Linked DNA regions of Homo sapiens: all the other regions are linked to region 1. Evidence: chromatin contacts called from ENCODE Hi-C or POLR2A ChIA-PET data. All regions are on one chromosome and are shown on one strand. The core of a region is the stretch at or near the end of the contact, and the rest is flanking DNA. Distances in the headings are between cores, read along the strand shown. Region 1 holds the start of ACOT2 (acyl-CoA thioesterase 2). Region 2 holds the start of COQ6 (coenzyme Q6, monooxygenase). Region 3 overlaps PSEN1 (presenilin 1). Region 4 holds the start of PAPLN-AS1 (PAPLN antisense RNA 1). Region 5 holds the start of PTGR2 (prostaglandin reductase 2). Region 6 holds the start of LINC02274 (long intergenic non-protein coding RNA 2274).

Region 1 (4,253 bases), core at 638-3,137:
AGCTACTATTGAGAGGTGAAGACCGCTGGGCTTCTGGGTTGGGTGGGGACTTGGAGAACTTTTTTGTCTAGCTAAAGGATTGTAAATGCACCAATCAGCACTCTGTGTCTAGCTAAAGGTTTGTAAACGCACCAATCAGCACTGGGTAAAAACGAACCAATCAGCACTTTGTAAAACGAACCAATCAGCACTCTGTAAAATGGAAAATCAGCGCTCTGTAAAATGGACCAATCAGCAGGACATGAGCAGGGCCAAATAAGGGAATAAAAGCTGGTCACCCCAGCTAGTAGTGGTAACCTGCGTGAGTTCCGCTCCAGGCTGATGGAAGCTTTGTTCTTTTGTACTTCACAATAAACCTTGCTACTGCTCCTTCTTTGGGTCCATACTGCATTTCAGAGCTGTAACACCGTGAAGGTATACAGCTTCACTCCTGAAGCCAAGACCATGAACCCACTGAGAGGAACAAGAAAAACAACTCTGGACCTGCTGCCTTTATGAGCTGTAACACTCACCTTGAAGGTCTGTGGCTTTACTCTTGAAGTCGGTGAGAAGCGAGACCATGAACCCACCAGAAGGAACACATTCCGGACGCATCTGAACATCAGAGGAAACAAACTCCAGACACACTACTTTTCAGAACTGTATTAAGAACTGTAACAGTCACTGCGAGGGTCTGCGGCTTCATTCTTGATGTCAGCGAGACCAAGAATCCACCAGAAGGAACCAATTCCAGACACAGAATTATTTGCCTTCTTACTTCCTGAGAGTTCTAGGCACAGAACATACTTGAGGTGTTATACAAAGGTAATTAGAACTGACAGGGAATTGTATGATTAATGACGTGGGACATGAGAGATTTGGAACGAGATAAAAAGGCTTACCTTGAGGACAGCCTTATTAGGAGCAGAGGCAAACACAGGTTTTGTGGGTTTGAAGCCTACACATTTATAGCTTTCTCTAATTACACAGGTAGGAAATTATAAAATCAGGTACAAGGGCTTGGCAGGGGCCTAAAGCTTAAGTGATGAAAAAAAAAAACACCACACCTCTGGTGAAACCAATAGCTTACGAAAAAGTAGAAAAAAGCGCGATGCATGGGGAGCTCCGGTAGTCCTTTGAGGTATTTGAGAGGCTGAGTCAGGAAGATGGCTTGAGCACCAGGAGTTGGAGGTTTGTAAGTGCAGTGATGGTAAACTGCCGCTGTACTCCAGTCTGGCAATGTAGTGAGACCCTGTCTCTCAAAAAAAAAAAGTAACCCTTGCCTGACTGGGACAATAATTGAGAAACCAGTAAAACAAAATAATAACTATTAGCCGGGCGCGGTGGCTCATGCCTGTAAATCCTAGCATTTTGGGAGGCTGAGGCGGGCGGATTACAAAGTCAGGAGTTTGAGAAATTACTACCTATTACCCCATTTGGCTATTTTTACACTTGTAAGGAATGAAGCTCAGAGGTCACACAGCTAGTAAGAAGCCAGCACCCTTCGATGTGGGATTGATGTGGAGGATAGGCATATACAGAGAACACAAAAGCAAAACACCATGGTGCAGATTTTGAAAGAAAAGCCCTAAGATTAGTAATGAGTGTGAATTATTCAACAAAGTGATCAAAACTAACTCCAGCTCTGCATTCCTCTTCGCCATCAGGAGTTTGGAGCCTGGAGACTGCTAGCTGCCTGGTTCTTTAAGAACCAGCCCTGGTCCAGCCCATTCCGCAGGCCAGCAAGCTTCTGAAAAGCAAACCTAGGAAGTAGCTTTCCAACATAAAGTGGAGGTTTCAACACAGGAGACTTTAAGCAAGTTCCAGTGTGTCTATATTTGGTCTGGCTGATCGGCTGGACTCTGGCCTTCCCCGCTCACGTTAGCAGACAGCTCTGCCCTAGTGGGCGCTTAGCCTGCGACGGCAGCCCGAGAGGATGTCTAACAAGCTTCTTTCTCCCCACCCCCATTCAGTTGTTCTCAGGTCTGAATTCAAAATGGCCTCATCTCCTGCTGTCCTTCGAGCGTCCCGGCTGTACCAATGGAGCCTGAAGAGTTCGGCGCAGTTCCTGGGGTCTCCACAGCTGAGGCAGGTTGGTCAGATCATTAGGGTTCCTGCTCGGATGGCGGCGACGCTGATCCTGGAGCCTGCGGGCCGCTGCTGCTGGGACGAACCGGTGCGAATCGCCGTGCGCGGCCTAGCCCCGGAGCAGCCGGTCACGCTGCGCGCGTCCCTGCGCGACGAGAAGGGCGCGCTTTTCCAGGCCCACGCGCGCTACCGCGCCGACACTCTTGGCGAGCTGGACCTGGAGCGCGCGCCCGCGCTGGGCGGCAGCTTCGCGGGGCTTGAGCCCATGGGGCTGCTCTGGGCCTTGGAGCCCGAGAAACCTTTGGTGCGGCTGGTGAAGCGCGACGTGCGAACGCCCTTGGCCGTGGAGCTGGAGGTGCTGGATGGCCACGACCCCGACCCCGGGCGGCTGCTGTGCCAGACGCGGCACGAGCGCTACTTCCTCCCGCCCGGGGTGCGGCGCGAGCCGGTGCGCGTGGGCCGGGTGCGAGGCACGCTCTTCCTGCCGCCAGGTGACTCACCTCCGCTAATTGTTCCGTGTTCGTTCGCCTTTCACTTTGTGTGTCTCCCCCGCCCCACGCTTTTCGCTTATGTGTATGCCCCCCCGCCGCGCCCCCGGGCTATATTGCCCAGGCAGGTTTCGAATTCCTGGTCTCCAGCTATCTTCCCGCCTCTGCCTCCCTAAGAGCTGGGATTACAGGGTGAGCCACCGCGCCCGGCACTTTGAGGGGAGTTACACTTTTTTTTTTTTTCCGTCCCTGCCCTTTTCACACGAAGAAGGGATGTAGCTTCCAACCTTCCGGAGGTTAGTGTAAAGAAACAGGAATGGAATGGAAAGCTGATTGGGGAAGTGTCCCTGCCGCTCCAAAACTGAGAGGTCCCTCAAACCTAGTGCTCAGTTAAAAGACATTGTAAGGGCCAGGCGCAGTGGCTCACGCTTGTAATCCCAGCACTTTGGGAAGTCTCGGCGGGCAGATCACGAGATCAAAAGATTGAGGCCATCCTGACTAACACGGTGAAACCCCGTCTCTACTAAAAATACAAAACAGTAGCTGGGCGTAGTAGCGGGCGCCTGTAGTCCCAGCTACTCGGGAGGCTGAGGCAGGAGAATGGTGTGAACCCGGGAGGCAGAGTTTGTAGTGAGCTGAGATCGCGCCACTGCACTCCAGCCTGGGCGACAGAGCGAGACTCCGTCTCAAAAAAAAGACATTGTAAGGAAAGGAAAAAGACACTTATATTAAAAACAAAACAGGCCGGGCGCGGTGGCTAACGCCTGTAATCCTAGCGCTTTGGGAGGCCGAGGCCGGCGGATCACCTGAGGTCAGGAGTTCGAGACCAGCCTGGCCAACATGGTGAAACCCCATCTCTACTAAAAATAGAAAAATTAGCCAGGCGTGGTGGTGCATGCCTGTAGTCCCAACTACTTAGGAGGTTGAGGCAGGAGAATCGCTGGAACCCGGGAGGCAGAGGTTGCAGTGAGCTGAGATCATGCCATTGCACTCCAGCCTGGGGGACAAGAGTGACTCTATCTTAAAAAAAAAAAAAAAAAATTCAGGTAGTTTCAATTTTTTAATGTTCTTATTTATGTATTGACTAGGAAGCCACTTTTTTTTTTTTTTAAATAAGAATTCCGACTGGTTTTCTCACTGTATTTCCATGGCAGCTAGGAGGTGCCAGGTGGCTGGGCCTGTGACAGTGCAGAGGTTTTGGTGCCTGCCCGCCCACCATTGCTCCAGCTGCAGCTGCTGCCCCCTGCAGGGCCTGTTCGTTCCTGCTGCCTAGCTCCCCGCTGGCTGGCTATGATCTCCCTGTTACCATTCCAGGAGAGCAGCCGCGTCCCTATGCATGGCAGGACCAGGTACTATTGTGGCCTCTCCTCTTGGCCTCGAATGGTATCTTTGTCATCAGTGAGCAAGTCCCCAAAGACCACGGTCTTGTCCATTGTCAGGATAATTCACTCCACAAGCTGGGGCTCCAGGTGCTGCCCTACCCAGCGGTGCTTCTCACCCACACAGTGGTCATACTTTGGCAGGGGCTGGTGCAGTGTGAAGACCTCGGTGTTTTGCATGTGCTTCATCTCTTGCAAGGTCCTCCGGGGTTGGGCTTCAAGACTAGGGAAAAGCCTGGGCTTCACACCCGTGGGCCACTTTATCCACCAGGTCCGGCAGCAGGGTGAGGTACTGCTTCCAGACCAGGAAGCTGCGGTG
Region 2 (4,253 bases), core at 534-3,033, 380 kb after region 1:
TATGCACCCTAGCCCTGGCTCTGCTACAGTGTGTGATCTTGGGCACGTTTTTTCTTTTCTTTTAAAGACAACTTTATTAAGACATAATTTCTATACAATATATTCACTCATTTAAAGTGTACAATTCAGTGGTTTTAGTATATACACAGAGTTGTGCAACTACCATCACAATTTTAGAACACCTTCATCGCCCTTAAAAGAAATGCCACACGCTTTAGTGGTCACTCCCTATTTCCCCTAACCCTCCACACCCCACCCCACCAGCCCTAAGCAACTGCCAATCTACTTTTTGCCTTTAATAGTTTGGGGTCCACCAGGTGCACTGGCTCACGCCTGTAATCCCAGCACTTTGGGAGGCCTTGGCTGGTGGATCACTGGAGGCACGCGCCACCACACCTGGCTAATTTTTTTTTTTTTTTGAGACGGAGTCTCGCTCTGTCGCCAGGCTAGAGTGCAGTGGTGCAATCTTGGCTCACTGCAACCTCCACCTCCCGGGTTCAAGTGATTCTCCTGCCTCAGCCTCCCGAGTAGCTAGGACTACAGGCGCGCACCACCATGCCCAGATAATTTTTTGTATTTTTTTGTTTGTTTGTTTTTGTTTTTGAGAGAGTTTTGCTCTTGTTGCCCAGGCTGGAGTGCAATGGCACAATCTCGGCTCACTGCAACCTCCACCTCCCAGGTTCAAGCAATTCTCTTGCCTCAGCCTCCCGAGTAGCTGGGATTACAGGCATGTGCCACCACGTCCAGCTAATTTTGTATTTTTTTTAGTAGAGACAGGGTTTCTCCATGTTGGTCAGGCTGGTCTTGAACTCCTGACCTCAGGTCCCAAAGTGCTGCATTACAGGAGTAAGCCACCGCACCCGGCCAATTTTTGTATTTTTAGTAGAGACGGGGTTTTGCCATGGAAACCAGCCTGGTCTCGATCTCTTGACCTCATGATCCGCTTTCCTTGGCCTCCCAAAGTGCTGGGATTACAGGCGTGAGCCAGCGCGCCTGGCCAATTTTTTTTTTTTTTTTAAATTTTTAGACGGAGTTTCACCATGTTGGCCAGGCTGGTCTCGAACTCCTGACCTCAGGTGATCCACCCGCCTCGGCCTCCCAAAGTGCTAGGATTACAGGCGTGAACCACCACGCCCGGCCAAATTTGGGGAGCAATTTTCTTAATCTCTTTGTGCCTCAGTTTTCTCTTCTACAAAAATGAGACGACAATTGTACTACTGGTCATAGAGTACTAAGAGGATAAGCGAAAACTGAGTGACATTGCCTATCAAGAGCCTCGTATAAAGTCCGAGAGGTTCAGGTCTGTAAGTCAGAGTCCGCCTCCTGGTCCCTAAACGCTCATTTTAATCCCACGCCCCTCCGTGACACGCCCCTGCTGTCTGTCTCCAAGGCAACGCCCAACAGTTTCCTCTCCGGGATTCCTTTCCCGGGGGCAGTCTCTTTTCTCTCCTCACCTGACGGCTCCCCTCCGCGCCTCCGGGGGCTCCCTCAGGCCTCCCCACGGTCATTTCAGCTGGACAGAGGCAGCAGCGACAGTGACAGCGATAGTGGCAGCAGCGGTGGCAGCGAGAGCTATGCGGGGCCAGGGTCCACCCCTTTCTAGCTTTGGCGTCTGGTTGGCTTCCAGGGCAGCCTCCGATCCATCCCGCCCGAGGAGGCAAGGTTCGTTTTCCGATTGGCCTATTTTCTCCGCGCATTTTATTTCCGGTTCTGAGGACGCCGCGGAAGCGGGACGGGATTGGAGTGCTCTGCTCCGGACGCACTACGTAGGTGGGCCTGCGGGAGTTCTGAGTGCGACGGCGCAGGTCTGCACCATGGCGGCCCGGCTTGTCAGCCGATGCGGGGCTGTGCGTGCAGCTCCCCACAGCGGCCCGCTGGTGTCCTGGCGCAGGTGGTCCGGCGCCTCAACAGACACCGTGTATGACGTGGTGGTGTCGGGTGGAGGCCTGGTGGGCGCTGCCATGGCCTGTGCCTTGGGTAAGCCCTTCTCCAGGCTACTAGTGGCCGGAAACCGGGCCGCGGAGGCACGATGAGAGCCGTGAGAGCCCTAGCACGACTTGCCCAAAGACAATTTCTCAGGTCTCGCGACGCTTCTCCCCTCCCCTCCTAGAGGAACCCCAGGGCACGCCGGAATGCGTGTGGTCCTTCAGGGTCCATTAGGGTCAAAAGTGGGAGGGGCGTTCAGAGTCTGTTCTACTCATGGGAAAACAGGCCTTCCCGGGGTTATTTATAAATGAGAGTTCCAGTTTCTCCAGATCCTGGACAGTACTTGTCATTGTCTTTTTGTTTATAGACATTCTAGTGGGTGTAAGTAAAGTGGGATCTCCAGGTTTTGACTTGTATTTCCCTAATGATTAATGATGTTGAATATCCTTTCATATGTTTATTGGTCATTTGTATATCTTCTTTAGAGAAATGCCTATTCAGACCCTTTGCCCGGTTTTTAATTGAGCAGTTTGTCTCTTGAATACTGTGGTAAGAGTTATTTTTATTTTTTGAGACAGGGTCTTCCGCTGTGCCCAGGCTGCAGTGCAGTGGCACGATCACGGCTCACTGTAGCCTCAACCTCCCTGGCTGAATTGATCCTCCTGCCTCTGCCTCCCAAATAGCTGGGACTGCAGGAATGCGCCACCACTCGGCTGATTTTTGTATTTTTTTGTAGAGACGAGGTCTCACTATGTTGCCCAGGCTGGTCTGGAACTTCTGGGCTCAAGCAATCCACCTGCCTCAGCCTCCCAAAGTGCTGGGATTACCGGCATAAGCAACCCTGCCTGGCCATTATTTTGTTTATTCTGTATAAGTCCCTTATCTGATAAATGACTTGCAAATATTTTCTTCCATTTTGTAGTCTTTTCACTTTTTTTTTTTTCCCTGAGATGGAGTTTCGCTCTTGTTGCCCAGGATGGAGTACAATGGCACGATCTCAGCTCACTGCAACCTCTGGGATTACAGGCTTGTGCCACCATGCCTGGCTAATTTTTGTATTTTTAGTAGAGACGGGGTTTCACCATATTGGCCAGGCTGGTCTCGAACTCCTGATCTCGTGATCCACCTGCCCCTTCCTCCCAAAGTGCTGGGATTACAGGCATGAATCACCATGCTTGGCCCATTATGAGATTTTTTTTTTGTGATTTTTTTTTTTTTTTTAGCTCATCAGCTATCATTAATATTAGTGTTTTTTTATATGTGACCCAAGACAATTCTTCCACTGTGGCCTGGGGAAGCCAAAAGATTGGACACCCTGATCTAAGGGCAGCTGTTCCACCCTATGATCCTCATCTCACAAGATACACAAAATTTAACTTAAAGCAGATCATAGACTTCTGTAACAGGGTGGTTCTCATGGCTGCTTGGGAGGCTGAGGCAGGAGAATCGCTTGAAACTGGAAGGGGGAGGTTGCAGTGAGCTGAGATCGCGCCACTGCACTCCAGCCTGGGCAACAAGAGCGAAACTCGATATCTCAAAAAAAAAAAAAAAAAAAAAAGAAGATAGTGCCCTTTACAGAGCATGCTCTACAGAGCATGTCCCTGTGCCCCATCCTCCACAGCAAAAGCTGCCAAGATGGACCGCTCACTGTCTGTATGGCTGGAGCTAACTTTTTTTTTTTTTTTTTTTTTTTTTGAGACAGAGTCTCTGCTCTGTCACCCAGGCTGGAGTGCAGTGGCAGGATCCCAGCTCACTGCAACCTCTGCCTCCCAGGTTCCAGTGATTCTCCTGCCTCAGCCTTCTGAGGAGCTGGGACCACAGGCGCCCGCCATCACACCTGGCTAATTTTTGTGTTTTTAGTAGAGATGGGGTTTCACCATGTTGCCCACGCTGGTCTTGAACTCCTGAGCTCAACTGATCCATCACCTCAGTCTCCCAAAGTGCTGGGATTATAGGTGTGACCCACTGTGCCTGACCTTTCTTTCTTTTCTTTTCTTTTTTGTAGTTTTTGAGACAGGGTTTTGCTCTGTCCCCCAGGTAGGACTGCAGTTGCACAAACATAGCTCAGGTGTGCCACCATGCCTGGCTAGTTAAAAAAAATTTTTTTTTGTAGAGACAGGGTCTCGCCATGTTGCCCAGGCTGGTCTTGAATTCCTAGGCTTGAGCAATCCTCCCACCTCGGCCTCCCAAAATGCTGAGATTACAGGCGTTAGCCACCATGCCTGGCTCACGTTTTCTTTTATAAACTCTAATTCTTTCTTTTTGAGACAGAATTTTGCTCTTGTTGCCCTGGCTGGAGTGCAGTGGTGCAATCTCCTCCTCCCAGG
Region 3 (4,253 bases), core at 1,199-3,698, 350 kb before region 1:
CGTTACCTTTCCTCTCAATGTACCTTTGTGTGAACTGGGCAGTGGAGGTGCCTGCTGCAGTTACCATGGAGTTCAGGCTCTGGGCAGCTCAGTCAGGCAAAACACACAAACAGCCATCAGCCTGTGTGGGCTCAGGGCACCTCTGGACAAAGGCTTGTGGGGCATAACCTTCTTTACCACAGAGAGCCCTTAGCTATGCTGATCAGACCGTAAGCGTTTATGAGAAACTTAGTTTCCTCCTGTGGCTGAGGAGGGGCCAGCTTTTTCTTCTTTTGCCTGCTGTTTTCTCTCCCAATCTATGATATGATATGACCTGGTTTGGGGCTGTCTTTGGTGTTTAGAATATTTGTTTTCTGTCCCAGGATATTTCTTATAAGAACCTAACTTCAAGAGTAGTGTGCGAGTACTGATCTGAATTTAAATTAAAATTGGCTTATATTAGGCAGTCACAGACAGGAAAAATAAGAGCTATGCAAAGAAAGGGGGATTTAAAGTAGTAGGTTCTATCATCTCAATTCATTTTTTTCCATGAAATCCCTTCTTCCAAGATTCATTCCCTCTCTCAGACATGTGCTAGCATGGGTATTATCATTGAGAAAGCACAGCTACAGCAAAGCCACCTGAATAGCAATTTGTGATTGGAAGCATTCTTGAGGGATCCCTAATCTAGAGTAATTTATTTGTGTAAGGATCCCAAATGTGTTGCACCTTTCATGATACATTTCTTCTCTGAAGAGGGTACGTGGGGTGTGTGTATTTAAATCCATCCTATGTATTACTGATTGTCCTGTGTAGAAAGATGGCAATTATTCTGTCTCTTTCTCCAAGTTTGAGCCACATCTCAGCCACATTGTTAGACAGTGTACAGAGAACCTATCTTTCCTTTTTTTTTTTTTAAAGGACAGGATTTTGCTGTGTTGCCCAGGCTAGACTTGAACTCCTGGGCTCAAGTAATCCACCTCAGCCTGAGTAGCTGAGACTACAGCCCATCTTATTTCTTTAAATCATTCATCTCAGGCAGAGAACTTTTCCCTCAAACATTCTTTTTAGAATTAGTTCAGTCATTCCTAAAACATCCAAATGCTAGTCTTCCACCATGAAAAATAGATTGTCACTGGAAAGAACAGTAGCAATTTCCATAAGGATGTGCCTTCACTCACACGGGACAGGCGGTGGTTATAGAGTCGGGCAAAACCAGCAGTAGAGTATGACCAGCCAAGCCAATCTGCTTAATAAAAAGATGGAAGACAGTAAGGAAGGAAAGTAGCCACTAAGAGTCTGAGTCTGACTGGGCTACAGAATAAAGGGTATTTATGGACAGAATGTCATTACATGCCTATGGGAATACCAATCATATTTGGAAGATTTGCAGATTTTTTTTCAGAGAGGAAAGACTCACCTTCCTGTTTTTGGTTCTCAGTAGGTTCGTGTGTGTTCCTAGAATCACAGCTCTGACTCCAAATGACTCAATTTCTCAATTAGAAAAAGTAGAAGCTTTCTAAGCAACTTGGAAGAAAACAGTCATAAGTAAGCAATTTGTTGATTTTACTACAGAAGCAACAACTGAAGAGGCAGTGTTTTTACTTTCAGACTCCGGGATTCCCATTCTGTAGTCTCTCTGCTTTTAAAAACCCTCCTTTTGCAATAGATGCCCAAACAGATGATGTTTATTACTTGTTATTTACGTGGCCTCAGACAGTGTATGTATTCTCGATATAACTTGTAGAGTGTGAAATATAAGTTTAACTACCAAATAAGGTCTCCCAGGGTTAGATGACTGCGGGAAGCCTTTGATCCCAACCCCCAAGGCTTTGTATATTTGATCATTTGTGATCTAACCCTGGAAGAAAAAGAGCTCAGAAACCACTATGAAAAAATTTGTTCAGTGTTTTCTGTGTTCCCGTAGGTTCTGGAGTCTGAGGATGCAAAGATGAATAAGATAAATTCTCAGAATGTAGTTATAATCTCTTGTTTTCTGGTATATGCCATCTTTCTTTAACTTCTCTAAAATATTGGGTATTTGTCAAATAACCACTTTTAACAGTTACCATTACTGAGGGCTTATACATTGGTGTTATAAAAGTGACTTGATTCAGAAATCAATCCATTCAGTAAAGTACTCCTTCTCTAAATTTGCTGTTATGTCTATAAGGAACAGTTTGACCTGCCCTTCTCCTCACCTCCTCACCTGCCTTCCAACATTGAATTTGGAAGGAGACGTGAAAATTGGACATTTGGTTTTGCCCTTGGGCTGGAAACTATCATATAATCATAAGTTTGAGCCTAGAAGTGATCCTTGTGATCTTCTCACCTCTTTAAATTCCCACAACACAAGAGATTAAAAACAGAGGTTTCAGCTCTTCATAGTGCGTTGTGAAATGGCTGGCCAGAGTGTACCAACAAAGCTGTCATCGGGCTCACAGCTCAGAGACATCTGCATGTGATCATCTGCATAGTCCTCTCCTCTAACGGGAAACACCTCAGATTTGCATATAAAAAAGCACCCTGGTGCTGAAATGAACCCCTTTCTTGAACATCAAAGCTGTCTCCCACAGCCTTGGGCAGCAGGGTGCCTCTTAGTGGATGTGCTGGGTCCACCCTGAGCCCTGACATGTGGTGGCAGCATTGCCAGTTGGTCTGTGTGTCTGTGTAGCAGGGACGATTTCCCAGAAAGCAATTTTCCTTTTGAAATACGTAATTGTTGAGACTAGGCAGTTTCAAAGTCAGCTGCATATAGTAGCAAGTACAGGACTGTCTTGTTTTTGGTGTCCTTGGAGGTGCTGGGGTGAGGGTTTCAGTGGGATCATTTACTCTCACATGTTGTCTGCCTTCTGCTTCTGTGGACACTGCTTTGTACTTAATTCAGACAGACTGTGAATACACCTTTTTTATAAATACCTTTCAAATTCTTGGTAAGATATAATTTTGATAGCTGATTGCAGATTTTCTGTATTTGTCAGATTAATAAAGACTGCATGAATCCAGCTGTGCTAGTGTTTTTTACATGAAAGTATCATAATGTATAACTGTAACTCACAGAACTGTCTAGCACTTATCAAGAAACAGTTTAGAATACAAAAATTAGCCAGGCGTGGTGGTGGGCGCCTGTAGTCCCAGCTACTCGGAAGGCTGAGGCATGAGAATCGCTTGAACCCAGGAGGCAGAGGTTGCAGTGAGCCGAGATCTCACCACTGCACTCCAGCCTGGGCGACAGAGCAAGACTCTGTCTCAAAAAAAAAAAAGTTTAGAAACAAATGCATTGTTTCTATTCTTAACTCATAAGAAAGTGGTATGGATTATAGCACACCACAGCTCTGAAGAGTGTAATATTAAATCTGTTTATAAAAGCCCCAAAGCAGCTATCCTTAATACATCCTGAAAGATATTTTTTCTAATAACTTTCACATTAATGTAAATATGTCAGAAGAAACTGTAAACTTATAAGACGTATGTTGTACAGTGCAGATATGTGCTGGAGGATTTTTTTTAAAGAAATTAGGTCACACTAATGGGAAAAGGCAACATTACTTTTATTGACCTGGTAGAGCATAGAATGTCCTCTCACTCCATTCCCCAAACTTGATAAAACGTTTTGTTTCTAAACAGTAAATAACATACAATCTGGAAATGATTGATCAGAAATACATTTATGGCAGAAAAACCACAGTTGGCCATGGTCTTCAGAAGGGGGCAGATAAGACATTGATGTGTTCCCGGCTACATCTGCTAAGGGCATCAGGAAGCAGGGAGTGTTTATTCCCTCCTTTGAGAATTGGAGGCATCATTTGTTTTCATGGCTCTTTTAGGCAGTGTCTGTGGAGTCTCCTACAGAGGCATCAGGACTTGGGAGAGGTTTCTGATTTTTAGGGGTCCTGACAATGGTGTTCTTGTTTTTTTTTTTTGAGACGGAGTCTCGCTCTGTTGCCCAGGCTGGAGTGCAGTGGCGCGATCTCAGCTCACTGCAAGCTCCGCCTCCTGGGTTCATGCCATTCTCCTGCCTCAGCCTCCTGAGTAGCTGGGACTACAGGCGCCCGCCACGCCCGGCTAATTTTTTTGTATTTTTAGTAGAGGCAGGGTTTCACCGTGTTAACCAGGATGGGACAATGGTGATCTTGATGAGAATGAGGACGGACTTTGAGCAGGGTTGAGAAGCAAGGGTAGTGAGGCTGGGTTTCCTGTGTCTCTAGGTAAGTCCCGTAGCTTTCCGTCAGCCCATGCCACACCTTCTTCCTGGGGACCCTTCTGTGTGCGGT
Region 4 (4,253 bases), core at 1,150-3,649, 320 kb before region 1:
ACTTTTCTTATTCATGCAATGGGGTCTGTCGGGTTGTTGTGAGGATGAAATGAGATAATGTGTGTGTGGCATGTGGATTCCTGATGCCAGCTGCAAGGGGTCCAATCTTTCTGGTGGGAAAGTGTACCTGCTAGGATTATAATCCTGTGTAGAGTCCCAAATAACAGTTCTTCAATAAGACAGACATGATTCCTCTCTCATATAAACACCCAGGGGTCAGAAGTCTGGGGCTATTCTGTTGCACAAAATCCTCCAGGCTCTAGAGTCCCTCTATCTTTGCTTCACTGTTTGAAGCCTCTATTTCCAAGTTACCTCACAGTCTAAAAGGCTGCTCCAACTCCAGCCATCACATCTGCTTCCCAGACAGCCTGAAAGAGTACAGGAGGAAGGAGAAAAGGACAAAGGCTCACGCAGGCTCTCTCTTGAGGAGATTATTTGCGGCAGCTGCCCAACACTTGTATTTACATCTCACTGATGAGAACTAAGTGATGTAGCCACAGTTAGCTGCAGGCAGTCCAGGAAATGTATTTTTTTTTTAAATTTTGGGCAGCCAGGTACCCAGCTGAGTCAAGTTTTCAAGCATTCTCTCACAATGGGAGAAGGAGGGGATGAATATTGGGGTACTCCTGGGAGTCTCGGCCAGATTAGCAGGATCCCCCCACGTTGCTTCCCTTTATTTTCTTTTAGGCCCCCCTCCCCTACATCACGGTTAACCTACAAATGCCTGGACCCTCAAACTGCCCCTGGCTGTAGGGTCCCTCCCCTCCAGTGGCCCCTGAAACTCCAAACTCTTCCCAGCTGCTCCTGCTCCCGCCCTCCAGGCCTGGCTCTCAGCTCCTTATGAGGAAAGCAGGCTAATTCTGAAAAGGAATATGTTTTGGGGTGCCCGGCAGTGTTGCTGAGTCCTAAAGGTGGGCCCTGGAAGGGAGAATCCCAGACTCCTTGATGGGTAGGGGAGGGTTTTAGGCAGAGCATCTTTGGAGGGGCCTCTGGGCTCAGGCTGTGAGTGGGCAATGCTGATGCATGGTCCTGTCTTCTGCAGGCTCCCAAGGTGAGGCGGCAGAGTGACACCTGGGGACCCTGGAGCCAGTGGAGCCCCTGCAGCCGGACCTGTGGAGGGGGTGTCAGCTTCCGGGAGCGCCCCTGCTACTCCCAGAGGTAGGAGAGATGAAAATGGGCCAGCTTGTTAAAGCAGGAGCAGGGGATGCTGCCTTCTGGGTGGTGGGCTAGGTGGTCGTGGCCTAGGCTAGCACTGGCCACATCAGCAGAACCCACCAAGGAGCAGATTCATTCTGGAAGCAGCATCAGTTCAGCGCAGGAAATCAAACCATTTCCCAGGGCCTTCCACTCTGAGCTGGAGCACGCGTGCTGCCTGTTGCCCCTGGTCTCCAGCTCCTGATGCTGCACCGGCCTGCAGTATGGCAGGTGCAGTCAATTTTGCTGGAACTGGTAAATAATCTTCAACCGGCAGTTCCCAATTCCTGTGGTTTCTTTACCGAGTACAGATGTTCCCCACTTCAAGCGATTTATTAAATGCTTGCTGTGTGTGCTGCACTCCGGCAGGGTCAGTGGAGAAGGTGGGGCACAGAAGGAGTAGTGAGGTGCCTCTGTCCCGGTTTGTATAGGGGTTGTTCCTGAGAACCCTATGTGAGGAGGAATGAGAGACCAGGAATGATCCTAAGAGCCTTATACTGATGTCCTGCTTAGATCGCAGGATGGCTGTGCCAAGCGGGTGGGTATTATATCTCATGCACCTCGGGTCTTCTCTGGGAATCTGCCTAAGATGCAGTGGAGTGGTCCCGCCTTAAATCCAAACTATAGGGTGGGTAGGGCTCTGAGTCCCGCTTCTCTGGAGTACCAACATGGGTCGCTCACTCCCACCTGGGGGATTTACGGGGTGGGGTCGGGGGACACCCTCTCACCTTGCTGCTCCCACTGGAGAGTCCCGCAGAAGTTGGGGCCTGCAGAGAGCCCCAGAACGGGGGCAGGGACGTTGGGTCTCGGTCAGGTCTTCCCGGTGCTCTGGTCCCGCAGGAGAGATGGAGGCTCCAGCTGCGTGGGCCCCGCCCGGAGCCACCGCTCTTGTCGCACGGAGGTAAAGCTCACGGGGCGCGGGCGAAGGCACCAGCTTCCCCAGCCCCTCCTGGCCGATTTCCCCATTGGGATGCCCGCTCCTGGCCGCGGGCTGCTGGGTTGGCCCAGCCTGGGGTCCTCCCGCCAATCCACAGCAGGGCTGCGTGGGGGCCCCTTCCTCACCCTGCTCCCGGGGACTGGCCTTGCCCTCCACAGCCTAGAGCACCATGGAGGGGCACGCACAGGAGTTCGGGGGTCCGGGGGGCGGACTCCACCTCCGGCGGCTCCGATGGGGCAGGCAAGGGAGACTCCTGGGCTCCCTGGGCTCGGGCGGGGCGGGAGGTGGGCGGACCTCGGACTCCGCCCTCCTGGATCCCGACTTCCCCTCCGCCCCGCAGAGCTGCCCCGACGGCGCCCGGGACTTCCGGGCCGAGCAGTGCGCGGAGTTCGACGGAGCGGAGTTCCAGGGGCGGCGGTATCGGTGGCTGCCCTACTACAGCGGTGAGCGCGGCCGGGACTCGCTCTCTCGGGGCCTCTTGTATACCTACGTTGATGCCACAGTTCCTATTGCCGTATTATAGAGGCGTTGTCATATATATATATATTAGAGACAGTCTCACTGTGTTGCCCAGGCTGGTCTTGAACTCCTGGGCTCAAGGGATCCGCCGGCAGCGACCTCCCAGAGTGCTGGGATTGCAGGCGTGAGCCACTGTACCCGACCAATTTTTTTTTTTTTTTTTTTTTTTTTTTTTGGGTGGGCGCGGGGGCTCGCAATGTACAGGAAATCTTGTAGACCACAGGACCCACCTTTGGGGAGGAGAGGGTCTGCAGAGGTCCCTCGAGAGAGAGCAAGAGGTCTCTCTTTTTCTTTATCTTTTTTTCTTTTCTTTCTCTCTCGTTCTCTCTCGCTTGCTCTTTTTTCTCTCTTCCTTTCCTTTCCTTTTTTTCTTTTCCTTTTTCTTTCTTTCTTTTTTTTTTTTTTTTGAGACAGGATCTTGCCCAGGCTTGAGTGCAGCAGTGTCATGTCAGCTGGGCAGCATGTACCTCCCAAGCTCAATCAATCCTTCCACCTCAGCCTCCCAAATAATTTTTAAAGTAAATATGGAATGCTTCATGAATTTGCATGCCATACCAGCTAAGGGGGCAGGGGCTGTGCTAATCTCTGTATCGTTCCAATTTTAGTATATGTGCTGCCAGAGCCAGCATTTGTCAAATACCCCATCGATCAACCCATAATGAATCAATCACCAGTACCCCTGCTCCCCCCAGCACATGCCCGTGGCAACACCATGGCAGCCATTTTGAGGTCTTTCCATCCTTTCTCCCCTTATGTATGTATATTTTCAAACGAAGCTATGGTGTGTCTATACCATTTTGAGCCCTGTTTTTGCTCAGTCTGCTATGGGAAGCGTTCCTCCCGTCGCACAGAGACGGAGATGGGGAACCCCGGGAGCGGTAGCAATGGTGCCCCACGGTCATCCTGCAGGAGGGGCTGGAAGGGGCTTGGTACACCAAGACTTCATTTATCAAGGATCTGGGGGCCAGAGGAGATGGTCTGTGCACCTCTGAGGAGGGTATAAGTCATTAATTTTTAGAGAAATACAGTTCAGGGAAAAAACACCCAGGTAAGCACCAACATGTATGTCATTAAGCATTTTAGATGAATCAGAAGATTCCTCAAGACAAGTCTTCTGAGTGTTCGTTTTCCCTGCTTGCGGCAAATGACCTCTGGAGACCCTGTGGCACTCTAGATTCCAGATCAAGGAGCACTTATATTCTCTCTGTGTGTGTGTGGTGGGGATCGTGGCTGTGGGCATGGCCCAGTGGGAGTCTCATATCCTGTGTATGTGTGTGTGTGTGTTGTGGGGATCGTGGCTGTGGGCATGGCGCAGTGGGAGTCTCATGTCCTCTGTGCGTGTGTGTGTGTGTTGTGCCGATCGTGGCAGTGGGTGTGGCCCAGTGGGAGTCTCTTATCCTGTGTGTGTGTGCGTGTGTGTGTGTGTGTGTTGTGGGGATCGTGGCTGTGGGCATGGCCCAGTGGGAGTCTCATGTCCTCTGTGCGTGTGTGTGTGTGTTGTGCCGATAGTGGCAGTGGGCGTGGCCCAGTGGGAGTCTCTTATCCCGTGTGTGTGTGTGTGTGTGTGTGTGTGTGTGTGTGTGTGTGTGGTGGCGATCGTGGC
Region 5 (4,253 bases), core at 1,032-3,531, 280 kb after region 1:
TATGAGTGTGAGCCACTGCACCTGGCCTATATTTATCATGCTTGAATGAAACAATATATACTATGTATTTTTTTTTGATAAGATGGAGATGAGAAGAATTGACACTTCCTTCTAGTGAAGTCTAGAAAATGATTCTCAGGGCTGGGCGTGGTGGCTCATGCCTTTAATCCCAGCACTTTGGGAGGCCAAGGCAGGTGGATCACCTGAGGTCAGGAGTTTGAGACCAGCCTGGCCGACATGATGAAACCCCATTTCTACTAAAAATACAAAAATTAGCTGGGTGTGGTGGCATGCACCTGTAGTTCCAGCTACTCAGTAGGCTCAATTGCTTGAACCCGGGAGGCAGAGGTTGCAGTAGGCCGAGATCGTGCCACTGCACTCCAGCCTGGGCGACAGAGAGAGACTCCGTCTCAAAAAAAAAAAAAAAAAAAAAGAAAAGAAAAAAGAAAAAAAAGAAAATGATTCTCAGGAATTGCTTGAACGATGAGAAGGAGGCAGTACAAAGTTCTGCAAAGAGGGAGGAGTAGGGAATTCCAGATTTATGGCAAATATAACAAAGGGTCAGGTGCTTGGACTCAGGCAGGATAACTTGCTCCTTTACTTATTAGTTACTTAACCTGACTTAGAACTTAACTAGCTTAACTTCGGTTTCCTCATTCGTAAAATGGTAATAATAATAATAGGGCTGTTTTGAAAATTAAATCATGTAGGCAAAAAATCATATAAGGCATTATCCAACTCAAACTACGCATTATGTAAATGATAGTAATCCTTGGTGTTAGAGAAAATTTAGAAGAAGAGGATAAACTGGATAGAAATGTACCTATAAATCCTCTACTCATCTCTTGAATTTTTGGGAACTCATTTTGGCGAGAAAAATCACACTTGTTACAAGGAGTTCACAGACCCTAGAATCAAGAGAGCTAAAACTAATTAATACACATACATATATTTAAAATTTTTGAGACAAGGTATCAGTCTGTCACCCAGGCTGGAGTGCAGTGGTGTGATCAAGGCTCGCTGCAGCCTACTGAGCAGCTGAGAGACTACCAGCAAGCACCACCACACCTAGCTAATTTCATTTTATTTTTTATTTTTTGAAGAAATGCGGTTTCACCACGTTGCCCAGGCTGGTCTCGAACTCCTGACTCAAGCAATCCACCTGCCTCTGCCTCCCAAAGGTCTGAGATTACAGGCGTGAGCCACTGCGTCCAGCCCCAAAACTAATTTAATATTGCAGGGCTTCTTTTCTATTTTGAAAGTGTTTCTTTTAAATCAAGTTCTAGATTACCTTTATTTTATACTACTACTTTTTGTCTATTTGAGCATTTTATTTTTCATCATTTGGTTTAAGTCATTACAAAAGGCATTGAAGGTCTGTCTACCTGTCCATGACAGATAAAAGAGATTAGCTCCTGTCTGAAAATGTTTGCAAAGTAGTGTAATTCTCCTAGTCCTTCCTGAAGCTTTCCCAAAGAAGCAAAAATATTCAGACATAAAGCTACCAGGAACTCCAACCTGTTTGATCACTATTCCCTTGCTCACCAACCTAGTCATCTTTCAGCTACTCCATGCATGACTTGTGCTGAGCTATTAGCTCCCACATGAATACAAGCAATTCTTATACCTGCCTAATTCAGATGATCTTTCTTAGGGTTTGAAGTCCCTGGGGATCCGAAGCTGTCCTAGGTATACACTTCTCTCAACCCAGTCCAGCACAAAAGGAGACGACTAACGATGAATGAAATTGAGAAATCAGCCCACACTGGTAATCTTGGAGGAATTTGGTATTCTTCGTGAAATAAAAGAGGCGCAAAGGGGCCCTGGATTAGGGTCCGGAGAGAGGGGTTTTATCCCAGCACTGCCCCTAACCAGCTGAAAGGTAGGTGGTCCAATCACATCAGCTCTCCGAGACTCAGTTTCCCCATCTATAAAACAAGGAGTAGGCTTGACGGTCCCTGTCTCACTATAATTTCCCAATCGAGGTTCAGGGAGAAATCCACAAAACTAATAAAACTTCTTCACGGACTGCTAAATGTGAACTCACTGGTCAAGGCTGCAAGATTTGCTCTTTGGGTCAAGGCAGTAGGGGCGGCCACAAGGAACCAATCTCAGTTAAGTTATTAATGCACTTTGCCCAGACTAGTAACTCTCCCCTGACGTTCCGCATTTCCCTTGCTTCTCCCGGAAACGTGGGGCGCCCAGGAATCCTAAACTTCCAATCCCTAAGCTTCCAAACCCCGCCCCTGGGAGGGGAGGGGGCGCGGAGCCGGGCCTAGTCGCGCGCCTGCGTACTGCGGTCAGAGGGCCGAGGCCTGGGGGCGAGCTGGGGTCGTGCAGTACAGCCTCTTTCCGGCAAATCACGCGAGATTTCGTTCACCCGGGCTCCACAGGGTCAGTGACGCGCGAGCGGCTCCCGCGACTGTGGCTCCCGAAGCTGCTTCGGGCCCCAGCGGTGAGGAAGAAGACTCTCAACCAGGGTGACTTCTAGGCGTCCTCCCGGAGCTACCGGGGACACTGGCGTTATTGCCCGCAACACTGAGATAGGGAATGCTCGAGAAACAGAAGCAGGTTTTGGGGTTTTTTTTGAATTACTGGGGGAAAGCAACCTGAGGTTTTGACGTAATTGTGTTTGAGGTGCCTCTGAAACTTTCATTTAACACAGATTTGTTGAGCACGTACCATGCGCCGGGCATAGGGGATTGGACTCACATTTTTTTGTGTGTGTGACGGAGTCTCGCTCTGTCTGTCGCCCAGGTTGGAGTGCAGTGGCGCGATCTCGGCTCACTGCAGCCTCCATCTCTCGGGTTCAAGCGATTCTCCTGCCTCAGCCTCCCGAGTAGCTGGGATTACTACTGCGCCCGGATAATTTTTTGTATTTTTGGTAGAGACGAGATTTCACCGTGTTAGCCAGGATGGTCTTGATCTCCTGACCTCGTGATCTGCCTGCCTCGGCCTCTCAGAGTGCTGGGATTACAGGCGTGAGCCATCGCGCCCGGCCTGGATTCACATCATTGAACAAAGCAGACGAGTCCTTATCCTCTTAGCGCTGACGAGCTGGGCAGTTAGTTTGAAATTCTGGGCTAGAGACGCAAATTATTATTAATTTCCATATAAAGTGGTTGGTAGGAGGAGCCACAGGGCTCAGGGAGGTCACTGAGAAAGGGAAGAGCAAGATAGGAATCTCCACATGCAAGACTTCGGGAGGGGAAGGGGGAGACCAGAAAACCGGAAGGGGAGGAGAAGACTGGCAGAGAGATCCAGAAAGACACGTGGTTTGTTTGTTTGTTTTTTGAGACAAAGTCTCGCTCTGTTGCCCAGGCTGGAGTGTCCTGGCTGGATCTCGGCTCACTGCAGCCTCAGTCTCCTGGGTTCAGGCAGTTCTCCAGCTTCAGCCTCCTGTGTAGCTGGGACTATAGGCGCCCACCACCACGCTTAATTTTTGTATTTTTAGTAGAGCGGGGTTTTCCCATGTTGGCCAGACTGGTCTCGAATTCCTGGCCTCAAGTGAGCCTCCCACCTCAGCCTCCCAAAGTGCTGGAATTACAGGTGTGAGCCACGGCTCTGGGCCCAGAAAGATACGTTTTATAACAAGGCGTGGTCAACAGGGTTGCTAGTGGCAGAATAATCGCACGAAATAAGGGTATTAAAAGGTATTAGGAAGCTCATGTGATGGAAATAGCAGGTGCCGTGTTGGAGTATGGGTTCTAGCGTTATTACAAGTTGGGCGACTCTGGGCGAATTATTCTCTTTCTGTACCTCTTTTTTCTTCTCTTTTTTCTTTTTTTTTGAGATGGAGTTTCGCTCTTGTCGCCCATGCTGGAGTGCAATGGCGTGATCTCGGCTCACTGCAACCTCCACCTCCCGGTTTAAAGCGATTCCCCAGCCTCAGCCTCCAGAGTAGCTGGGATTACAGGCGCCCGCCACCACGCCGGGCTGATTTTTGTATTTTTAGTAGAGGTGGGGTTTCGCCGTTTTGTCGGAGCTGGTCTCAAACTCCTGACCTCAAGTGATCTGCCCACCTCAGCTTCCCAAAGTGCTGGGATTACAGGCCTGAGCCACCATACCCGGCCCCTTTTCTCATCTATAAAATTGAGAGGATGATATTACCAACCTCACAGTTTTTTTGGGGTGAGGGTGGGGGAGGTGGTTTAAACAGGCTAGTGAATGAGTCTGTGCTCAGTTCCTGGCATTTAGGAATATTAAGGAAACAGGTTGAGAGAAGGGACTTTTTCCAAGTTCCCACCTGGTTA
Region 6 (4,253 bases), core at 1,248-3,747, 260 kb after region 1:
GTTTGAGGCCTTCCGTACTTGGAGGTTATAATACTATCTCCCTGTACTTTTTTTCTTTCATTTTGGACCTCAGTCGAGTTAATCTGCTCCTCAGCTCCTCAGCTCACATTCCTCATGGTCAGCATTGGTCTGTGTGAGACATATCTTTGTCTGTTTATTCCCTTTTATCCCATTTCCCATTCCCATCCCCCCAATACACCATACACAACACAGTAATGCATTTGATAGGTTTTATAGCATTTGCATGTTTCCTTATAAAATATGTGGCCGGGCGTGGTGGCTCTCGGGCCAGGCACGGTGGCCGTTGTAATCCCAGCACTTTGGGAGGTAAAGGAGGCCAGATCATGAGGTCAAGAGATCGAGATGATCCTGGCCAACAGGGTGAAACCCCATCTCTACTAAAAATACAAAACTTAGCTGGGTGTGGTGGCGCGTGCCTGTAGTCCCAGCTACTCGGGAGGCTGAGGCGGGAGAATCACTTGAATCCAGGAGGTGAAGGTTGCAGTGAGCCAAGATCATGCCACTGCACTCCAGCCTGGGCGAGAGAGCGAGACTCCATCTCAAAAATATATACATATACATATACATATACATATACATATACATATACATATACATATACATGCATATATATGCATATACATATACATATACATGCATATATATGCATATAAATAAATAAATAAAATTTTTTTTATATATATGTATTTAGGTAAATGATATTGTGCCACAGGCCTTATTCTGACTGTCTTCTCTCAGCACTGTTTTACAGCCCTTCCACATAGCCATGGTACCCTCAGTTTCTTGATTCTAACTGCTACCCTCATCCCTTCCCCCAGCATCGAGCCCCTGGAGCTTTCAACTCCCCTTACCACAAACAACCCTGTAATGAACAACCTCATATATGGTCCTTTGTGAGAATTTCTGAGGACTATTTTCCCAGGATTGCTTACATTTTCTTCTAATACTCCTGCAGTTTGTTTTTTCTTCTATTCATATGCCTGCCCACGTTTGGTTTATCTGAGCACATCTAGCTTATACAATGATTTTGACTCTATTCTTTTTTTTTTTCCCTCTTTCTCTAGTCACACCTGCTGGAACAGGATCTATTAGTTCTTGAAATTTTCCATTGGCAAAATCACTCCTAATTTCCACTTAGACCATGTTTCTTCAACATTCTATTATATTTATTTTTAGTTTATTATTAATTATTTTTTTGAGACAGTGTCTTGCTCTGTCTTCCAGGCTGGAGTGCAGAGGCATGATGGTGGCTTACTGCAGTCTCACCCTCCTAGGCTCAAGCGATCCTCCCACCTCAGCCTCCCAAGTAGCTGGGACTACAGGCCTGCACCACCACACCTGGCTAATTTTTCTATTTTTTTATAGAGATGAGGTTTCGCCATGTTGCCCAGGCTGGTCTTGAACTCCTGGACTCAAGTGATCCATCCGCCTTGGCCTCACAAAGTGCTGGGATTACAGGCGTGAGCCCCCACATCAAGACTACATTCTATTTAAGTTAGTTTTTGTTTCAGTTTTTGGAATCTCAGCTTCAGATTTGTGTTAGTAATAAAACAACTTAGGTTTGGTGCCTCCTAAAGCAGACCCTGAGACAAGAACTTGGGTGACAATAGTTTACTTGGGAAGATATCCAAGGAAGACGGGGAGGGAGAGAGGAGAGTGATACAGGAAGGACGGAAAGCCAATGAAAGATACATTACTGAGCTGGGTTGTCACTGTGGACAATTGGCTCAATCTCCCTGCACACTTTTGAAGAACCATATAGAAACCACCCAAAATTGTCCTGCTGAAGTGTGAGAGGTTGGGACATTTATCCAGCAACCTTCATCTTCCATTGGCACTCTCCCACTCCCCTACTACCCAGCTCCCGCCCCTTTCTTCTGTGGCTGTATCTGCAAGTTGGACTGAGCAAGCTTCCAAGCTGAGGAGAAAATTCTGAAGCAGAAAAGCTGAGAGACTCCACTGGTGCTTGAGACGTGAAGCCATCAGCATGCATAGGAGCTGTTAGCCACAGCTGCATCACAAGCCACAGGCCTCAGTTCCAGTTGATCTACAGCAATCCTGTGGGCATGCACACCTTTGCTGTTGTCTGACCTACTTCTTGCCCTGCACCTTCCTATTCATGTATTGACTACACCTGACCTCTCTATCCTGACACAGTGAGACCCACTCAAACCGCTTCTTGGGCCTGATCTAGGTGAGCAGCCCCTCTGCCTCTCTGGCCCAGCCTCTCCACTTACCCGCTCTGGCAGGCCTTCAGCAGCCTGCCCTTGGAAATTTTGCACTTTTCCTTTTGCCAGTAGATATGTGGCTCTCATTTCTTTCCTTCTTTTCCTCTTCTCTCCCATTTACACTTTGATCTTGTCAGACTCTCCAATGGCATTATCAAGCCCTACTCAGATCATTGGCTTACCCTGACACAGAGAAAGTGCTCACACTCAGCATCAAATAACACAAATAAGAAGGATGCCCAATACTATTTGAGCACTTACTAAACGGAAAGCGCTGTGTGAAATGTGATTCAGTCATTATTTTATTTTCACAACAGCCTGATGAGGTCAGTACTCTCATTATGTCGATTTCTCAGAAGAGGAACTGCGGCTGGGAGAACGTGACTCATCTAGCTGATGGAGCTGAGGTTCAAGTGCAGGTATCTGGCCTTGAGGACTTACTTTTGACCACTCTATCACCAGTTAGCTTAGCCATTAACTACCAACTGATCCTCGGAGACAGGACCTCATTTCTTCTCCTTCTTCTTTTTTTTTTTTTTTTTTTTTTGAGACGAAGTTTAGCTCTTATTGCCCAGGCTGGAGTGCAATGGTGTGATCTTGGCTCACTGTAACCTCTGCCTCCCAGGTTCAAGCGATTCTCCTGCCTCAGCCTCTCAAGTAGCTGGGATTACAGGCACGCACCACCCGCCCAGCTAATTTTGTATATTTAGTAGAGATGGGGTATCACCATGTTGGTCAGGCTGGTCTCGAACTCCTGACCTCAGATGATATACCCACCTCAGCCTCCCAAAGTGCTGGGATTACAGGCATGAGCCACTGTGCCCAGCGGGACTTCGTTTCTTGTATGTGGGTTTTGACCTTTCAAGTAGAGTATAGCACCTTGGCTGGTTTGTTGTTGTTGTCTATATGGATTTTTTCTTTTTCATTTTCTTGGTTCATGGTATTACAACCATGTGATGCTTTTTTTAGGGCTAACTTAATGGATTTCTCTCCACCAATCTCTTGATACTAAAATTCTTTTTTTTTCTTTTTTTTTTTTTAAGACGGAGTCTTGCTCTGTCGCCCAGGCTGGAGTGCAGTGGCCAATCTCGGCTCACCGCAAGCTCCGCCTCCTGGGATCACGCCATTCTCCTGCCTCAGCCTCCCAAGTAGCTGGGACTACAGGCACCCGCCACCACACTAAGCTAATTTTTTTGTATTTTTAGTAGAGACGGAGTTTCACTGTGTTAGCCAGGATGGTCTCAATCTCCTGACCTTGTGATCCGCCCGCTTCGGCCTCCCAAAGTGCCGAGATTATAGGCGTGAGCCACCGCGCCCGGCATGATACTAAAATTCTACAATTAGAAATTAATTCCTTTGTCCCCACCTCACAGTTATATGGGAGAGACTACATGTTAATCCTTCTCAGCCATTTATACCTTAACATGAGTGAACTTCTAATCCTTTCCTGAGAGGTGGTTTTGGAAGAGGAGACAGGGGAAAAGCGTGAATGCACTAAGCCCTGATTAAAGGGAAGCCCCCTGATGCCATCACCTTACAAAAGCTCTTGCACAAGGGTATCAGGATTTAGGTGCAAGAATGTTCTTGGCAGCATTGTTCATAATAGGCTCAAAACAGAAACAATCCTATCTATTTTTTTTTTTTTTTTTTTTTTGAGACGGAGTCTCGCTCTGTCACCAGGCTGGAGTGCAGTGGCGCAATCTCAGCTCACTGCAACCTCCGCCTCCCGGGTTCAAGTGATTCTCCTGCCTCAGCCCCCGCAGTAGCTGGGACTACAGGCGCCTGCCACCAATCCCAGCACTTTGGGAGGCTGAGGTGGGTGGACCACGAGGTCATGAGTTCAAGACCAGCCTGGCCCAGAGGGTGAAACCCTGTCTCTACTAAAAATACAAAAAAAAAAAATGAGCTGGGCATGGTGGCAGGTGCCTGTAATCCCAGCTACTTGGGAGGCTGAGGCAGAGAATTGCTTGAACTCGGGAGGCGGAGGTTGCAGTGAGCCAAGAT

Evidence for each region. A loop is a pair of places that touch in the nucleus more often than their neighbours do. ChIA-PET counts read pairs that join two places held with the same protein, here RNA polymerase II (POLR2A). Pooled maps may share reads with other maps.
Region 2: a loop to region 1 is called in a pooled map, with 8 times the contacts of the local background. The contact joins the promoter of COQ6 here to the promoter of ACOT2 in region 1. A Hi-C loop is called at or near these places in 9 of 50 pooled maps. POLR2A ChIA-PET finds 5 or more read pairs at or near these places in 7 of 52 experiments (CD4-positive, alpha-beta T cell, Caco-2, HCT116 and 4 more).
Region 3: a loop to region 1 is called in a map of PC-3, with 2.1 times the contacts of the local background. The contact joins the enhancer-like site here to the promoter of ACOT2 in region 1. A Hi-C loop is called at or near these places in 1 of 168 maps with a recorded cell type or tissue (PC-3) and 2 of 50 pooled maps. POLR2A ChIA-PET finds 5 or more read pairs at or near these places in 2 of 52 experiments (GM12878 and activated T-cell).
Region 4: a loop to region 1 is called in a pooled map, with 3 times the contacts of the local background. The contact joins the promoter of PAPLN-AS1 here to the promoter of ACOT2 in region 1. A Hi-C loop is called at or near these places in 2 of 37 single-sample maps with no recorded cell type and 4 of 50 pooled maps. POLR2A ChIA-PET finds 5 or more read pairs at or near these places in 2 of 52 experiments (WTC11 and activated T-cell).
Region 5: a map of CD8-positive, alpha-beta T cell shows a loop between it and region 1 (6-fold over the local background). The contact joins the promoter of PTGR2 here to the promoter of ACOT2 in region 1. A Hi-C loop is called at or near these places in 1 of 168 maps with a recorded cell type or tissue (CD8-positive, alpha-beta T cell) and 9 of 50 pooled maps. POLR2A ChIA-PET finds 5 or more read pairs at or near these places in 10 of 52 experiments (CD4-positive, alpha-beta T cell, GM12878, HepG2 and 5 more).
Region 6: a loop to region 1 is called in a pooled map, with 4 times the contacts of the local background. The contact joins the promoter of LINC02274 here to the promoter of ACOT2 in region 1. A Hi-C loop is called at or near these places in 7 of 50 pooled maps. POLR2A ChIA-PET finds 5 or more read pairs at or near these places in 7 of 52 experiments (AG04450, GM12878, WTC11 and 2 more).

The regions. Positions count from the first base shown.
Region 1 is chr14:73,567,326-73,571,578 of GRCh38, forward strand. It overlaps ACOT2 (acyl-CoA thioesterase 2), which reads left to right and starts at 1,888. Exons shown (of 3, transcript NM_006821.6): 1 at 1,888-2,558. The coding sequence starts at 1,916. It also overlaps a transcript of HEATR4 not described here and the pseudogene NT5CP1. RefSeq lists enhancers at 105-1,304, 2,499-2,668.
Region 2 is chr14:73,948,519-73,952,771 of GRCh38, forward strand. COQ6 (coenzyme Q6, monooxygenase) reads left to right here and starts at 1,784. Exons shown (of 12, transcript NM_182476.3): 1 at 1,784-1,977. The coding sequence starts at 1,815. It overlaps FAM161B (FAM161 centrosomal protein B), which reads right to left and starts at 1,576. Exons shown (of 9, transcript NM_152445.3): 1 at 1,455-1,576. The coding sequence starts at 1,508. RefSeq lists enhancers at 1,466-2,466, 1,483-1,542 and a silencer at 3,536-3,834.
Region 3 is chr14:73,220,708-73,224,960 of GRCh38, forward strand. PSEN1 (presenilin 1) reads left to right here. Exons shown (of 12, transcript NM_000021.4): 12 at 1-2,984. Among named protein-coding and RNA genes, the nearest start is that of PAPLN, 15 kb to the right of the region's middle. RefSeq lists an enhancer at 2,228-2,740. Within about 2 kb of position 2,449, at least 3 of the 41 ENCODE cell types and tissues checked have a DNase peak (open chromatin) inside an H3K27ac peak, as active enhancers do.
Region 4 is chr14:73,243,602-73,247,854 of GRCh38, forward strand. PAPLN-AS1 (PAPLN antisense RNA 1) reads right to left here and starts at 2,400. Exons shown (of 2, transcript NR_135248.1): 1 at 1,923-2,400; 2 at 417-1,643. PAPLN (papilin, proteoglycan like sulfated glycoprotein) reads left to right here. Exons shown (of 27, transcript NM_001365906.3): 3 at 1,043-1,158; 4 at 2,035-2,095; 5 at 2,472-2,574. It also overlaps the pseudogene RNU6-419P. RefSeq lists a silencer at 2,235-2,504 and enhancers at 3,452-3,521, 3,660-4,161.
Region 5 is chr14:73,849,550-73,853,802 of GRCh38, forward strand. It overlaps PTGR2 (prostaglandin reductase 2), which reads left to right and starts at 2,282. Exons shown (of 10, transcript NM_001146154.2): 1 at 2,282-2,394. RefSeq lists a silencer at 2,016-2,418 and an enhancer at 2,028-2,077.
Region 6 is chr14:73,827,638-73,831,890 of GRCh38, forward strand. LINC02274 (long intergenic non-protein coding RNA 2274) reads right to left here and starts at 2,498. Exons shown (of 2, transcript NR_135238.1): 1 at 2,259-2,498.